Linked DNA regions of Homo sapiens: region 1 is linked to region 2. A link is an interaction called in ENCODE POLR2A ChIA-PET data of the cell type or tissue named here. Cell type or tissue: Panc1. All regions are shown on one strand. Region 1 has its middle 3.3 kb from the start of IL23R. Region 2 overlaps IL23R (interleukin 23 receptor).

Region 1 (2,500 bases), 60 kb before region 2:
TTTTTAAAGCTCTAAATAAACTTACTTTCTTTTAAATATAATAGAGTGATTGAACATTTCAAAGACGAAAAAACTAAGACGAGGCTGTTAAAGACACAGATATGCCATGATATGATTTGATAAAATAGCCTTTTACTATCTTATTGAATAAAGTTAACCAAATCTGAAAGAAATCAAGTAAAATTTTACATATAAATTTTATCCAATGTTTAAAAAAAAAAAAGTAATGGTTCATCAAAAATCCCATTTATGGCCTGGCACGATGGCTCACTCCTGTAATCCCAGCACTTTGGGAGGCCGAGGCAGACGGATCACGAAGTCAGGAGATTGAGACCATCCTGGCTAACACGGTGAAACCCATCTCTACTAAAAATATAAAAAATTAGCTGGGCATGGTGGCACATGTGGCACCATGGTGGCACATGTAGCCTGTAGTCCCAGCTACTCAGGAGGCTGAGGCAGGAGAATTGCTTGAACCTGGGAGGTGGAGTTTGCAGTGAGCCGAGATCGCGCCACTGCACTCCAGCCTGGGAGACAGAGAAAGAAAAAAAAATCCCATTTATGTTCAAGAGGATAGCCATAAGTCTCCCATATTCCTTCGATATCCTAGATTCAGAGATCCAAAATGGGCTCAAATATCCCTGAATTGGCTAAAATTCTGAGTATCCCAGCATGGGCTGAAATAGAAATATTTTAGTGAGCTTCACATATATCTATATGACAGGAAAAGGCTTAAAGTCTTGGATGTTTAAAATACCTTGATTAATTATCCAAGGAGCCCTCCCTAAAACCAGTATTTCCATTTATCCATTTGTTTGATATTCTGGAGCTATTTACACCCAAGGCAATGCACTACATGAGATTTGAGATGGAGGGATGCTATTCACTATGAATTTAGAGAATGATTACTGTGAACCCCGGCTCATTTTCAAGGAAATCAGATTTAGGAAAGAGCACATATGGAATTTGAGAATCTGAAAACTGACCTCCTTAAAGGTGTGCACGCAGTCTTCAAGAGCTAGAGTTGTATGTTGAAGGTTTTGAATTTACCTTCACTTACTGGCGTTGTAAAGTCTCTAAGAAGCTCTTAGGAAATAAGTCAACATTGGCTTTTAATGCACACCTCACAGGAAATGGTGATGATTCAATCTTTTTTCTCCAACAAAGCTGAATGAGCCATGAGGTGCTGGACACTGAGAAGAAAAGAGCAGCTGCTACAGATACCATCATTTGGATGAGTCAAAAGATGTATGTGGCCAGGTGTGGTGACTCATGCCTGTAATCCCAGCACTTTGGGAGGCCAAAGTGAGCAGATCACTTGAGATTAGGAGTTTGAGACCAGCCTGGCCAACATGATGAAACACCATCTCTACAAAATATACAAAAATTAGCCAGGCGTGTTGGCAGGTGTGTGTAGTCCCAGCTACTTGGGAGGCTGAGTCAGGAAGATCACTTGAACCCAGGAGGCAGAGGTTGCAGTGACCAGAGATCATGCCACTGCACTCCAGCCTGGGCCACAGAGCAAGACCCTGTCTCAAAAAAAAAAAAAAAAAAAAAAAAAAAAAAGACAGAAAAGAAAAGAAAAAAGAAAAGAAATGTAATCCCCAGTGCTGGAGGTTAGGCCTAGTGGGAGGTGTTTGGATCATGTGGGCGGATCCTGCATGAATGGCTTAGTGCCATCCTCTTGATGATGAGAGCGAGTTCTCGTTCAGAGTTCAGGTGAGATCTGGTTGTTTAAAAGTGTGTGGCACCTCCCCCTGCTCCTCTTGCTCCTGCTCTCTCCATGTGATGCACCTGCTCCTGCTTTGCCTTCTGCCATAATTGTAAACTTACTGAGGCCTCACCAGAAGCCAGGCGGATGTTGGTGCCATGCTTGCACCGGCTATAGAACTGTGAGCCAATTAAGCCTCTTTTCTTTATAAATTACCAAGTCTCAGTTATTCCTGTATGGTAACACAAGAACAGTCTAATACACTCCTAGAATAAAACATAGGGAAAAACCTCTTTGACACTGGTCTGGGTAAAAATATTTTTAGATATGACACTGAAAAAACAAGCAACAAAAGCAAAAATAAATAAGTGGGACTATATCAAACTAAAAAGCTCAGCAAAGAAAACAACCAACAAAATAAAAAGACAACCTACAGAAGGGAAAAAAATATTTGCAAATCATTTATCTGATAAAAGGTTAATATCCAAAATACATAAGGAACTCAAATGACTCAATAGCAAAAACAAAAACAATAAAGGCCAGAAAATCTGATTTAAAAATCAGCTCTTGGGCAGAGCACGGTGACTCACGCCTGTAATCCCAGCACTTTGGGAGGCTGAGATGGGCAGATCACTTGAGGTCAGGAATTCGAGACCAGCCTGGCCAACATGGTGAAACCCTATCTCTACAACAAATACAAAAAACCAGACCGGGTGAGGCGTCTCACGCCTGTAATCCTAGCACTTTGGGAGGCCAAGGCAGGAGGATCACCTGAGGTCAGGAGTTCAA
Region 2 (2,500 bases):
TACATTATAAATATTGATGGCTGCCAAATTAGTAGAGGGAGCAAAGAGCATGACTTGCTGCAAAGCTCTTCTGGTATCTCCTACTGCCCAAATCTTAGAAATACTTTGGCCAGGTGCAGTGGCTCATGCCTGTAATCCCAGCACATTGGGAAATGGAGGCAGGTGGATTGCTTGAGCCTAGGAGTTCAAACCCAGCCTGGGCAATATAGTGAGACTCTGCTTCTATTTAAAAAAAATAAAAATAAATAGAAATTAAATTTAAAAATGTTAAAATGAAGAAACAACTTATTAGGGAATCCTTTTCTCTTTCTTTCTTTCTTTCTTTTTTTTTTTTTTTTTTTTTTTTTTTTGACAGTCTTGCTCTCTTGCTCTTTTGCCCAGCCTGAGGTACAGTGGTGTGATCTCGGCTCACTGCAACCTCCACCTCCTGGGTTCAAGAGATTCTTGTGCCTCAGCCTACCGAGTAGCTGGGATTACAGGCACCCACCACTATGCCTGGCTAATTTTTGTATTTTTAATAGAGGCGGGGTTTCACCATGGTGGGCAGGCTGGTCTCGAACTCACGACCTCAGGTGATCCGCCCGCTTTGGCCTCCCAAAGTGCTGGGATTACAGGCGTGAGCCATGGCACCCAGCCAGGGAATTATTTTCAGTATCAGTTCTCTTTTTTAAAAGTTAGTTTTTAATTGAAGGTATTCTGTCAAGTTGATACTGTTAACAATTCGTGGACTTTAGATGCCATTTTATAATAGTCAGAATTTAGTTGATAACCCTTTTTTTTAATGAACTCTATAACTGCCTAGCAAGATTATGCAAATTGATAACTACCATTTATCATTTACGAAGTACTCCTGTGTATAAGCTTGTTTGATTATGATGTCAGCCATATTTGGTAGTGTAATTAGCGCTACTTTACAAAAGCGGAAACTGGGCATGACTTACTAAATAGTACATTGCTGGTGGGTAATGACACCTAAACTATAACAAAACTTTTCTTATTCAAAATATTGAACTGCTTGGCTAGGTCAGTTGGTAGAGTATGAGACTTTTAATCCCAGTGTGAAAATACTGTGCATTTTCCCCACCATCCCTCAGCAATTTCATTCTTTAATTTCAGGGAAGCAGAGGAGCAACTTACTTAAGTATTCTAAGTATAGGACTACAAATGTTCTTCTTTAAACATAAAAGTCTTGGCGAGGTGTGGTGGCTCATGCCTGTAACCCCAGCACTTTAAGAGGCCAAGGCGAGTGGATCACCTAAGGTCAGGAGTTTAAGACCACCCTGGCCAACATGGTGAAACCCCGTCTCTACTAAAAATACAAAAATTAACTGGGTGTGGTGGCAGGTGCCTGTAATCCCAGCTACTAGGGAGGCTGAGGCAGGAGAATCTCTTGAACTTGAGAGGCGGAGGTTGCAGTGAGCCAAGATCCTGCCACTGCACTCCAGCCTGGGTGACAGAGCGAGACTCTGTCTCTAAATAAATAAATAAATAAAGTAAAATAAAGATAAAAGTCTTAAGCTTCAGGTAGAAGGAAATAGGAACACCACAGTTTAAATTTAAGGTCTGTTTCCTGAGGAGAAAAATCACTTAAGAGACAAAAATACCAATTAAAATTAAGTATCCCTGAAAACTTGGATTTATTAAAGTTTAACATGTTAGCTAAGAGAAACCATAGACTGTTCTCTTGGTACAAATTCCCTTCTAAGACACATTACATGAGAAACAGTAAAAGTGTGTTAGGGAAAGTGCTCATGTTAAATCTCTTTGAAAATGTACCTTTTTTTCTGTGTGTAAAAGCAATGTAAGTTTACTGTAGTATGCAACCTAAAAACATCCACTATTTACATTTATTTAATTTAATACTAGTTTTTCCTATGCATTTTTTTAATGTTTGGGGCTATGATGTATATACTATTTTATATCCTGATTTTCTTACTTAATCTACCCTGTTAAGTTTTTAAAAACTGATTTCATGGCTGCACGGCATTCTCGTTTATGTATGTACTATAATTTATTTAGGCATTTCCCTACCTAAATAACATCTAGGTCATTTCCATTTTATCCATTATCAATAAACTTCTTTGCATAGCTTTGTATATAAATGGTCTTTATTCCTTTAGTTCTAAAGAAGAATTATTGCATCAAGAGTTAAGCACCTTTTAAGATGCTGATGTATGTTGTCGAACTGCTTTTTACCGAATCTTTAATATTGATTGCTTTTTAAAAAGGGACCTATGAAAAGACAGTCATTCACAAAATACTCATTTAGCCTCTACCATGTGCCAGGCATTTTTAGATCCTTGCAGAACCTCAGTGAGCAAAGGAGACAAAATTCCCTGCCTTGGACAAGTTTCCTTCTGGAGAAGACACACAGTAAAAATCAAGCATAATAATTACATAAATTACATTGCATCATACATAAAGATGTAAATAAAAGCAGTAAGAATCAGACTTCACAGCTGAAGTATGAATTGCCTCACAAATGAAAAAATAAAATGAT

The links. Peaks named below come from ENCODE experiments on the same cell type or tissue, not always from the same donor. Only the 100,000 strongest peaks of a DNase experiment are listed, where the experiment ranks them.
Region 1: POLR2A ChIA-PET joins it to region 2 with 13 read pairs; 5 of 35 experiments call an interaction of 5 or more read pairs at or near these places.

Annotation. Positions count from the first base shown.
Region 1 is chr1:67,161,933-67,164,432 of GRCh38, forward strand. It overlaps a transcript of IL23R not described here. Among named protein-coding and RNA genes, the nearest start is that of IL23R, 3.3 kb to the right of the region's middle. In Panc1, no CTCF peak of the experiment used is centred here; a DNase peak (open chromatin) is centred at 1,139.
Region 2 is chr1:67,221,781-67,224,280 of GRCh38, forward strand. The region is part of intron 7 of IL23R (interleukin 23 receptor); the gene reads left to right. Among named protein-coding and RNA genes, the nearest start is that of IL23R, 57 kb to the left of the region's middle. In Panc1, no CTCF peak of the experiment used is centred here; no DNase peak of the experiment used is centred here; H3K27me3 peaks cover 246 bases.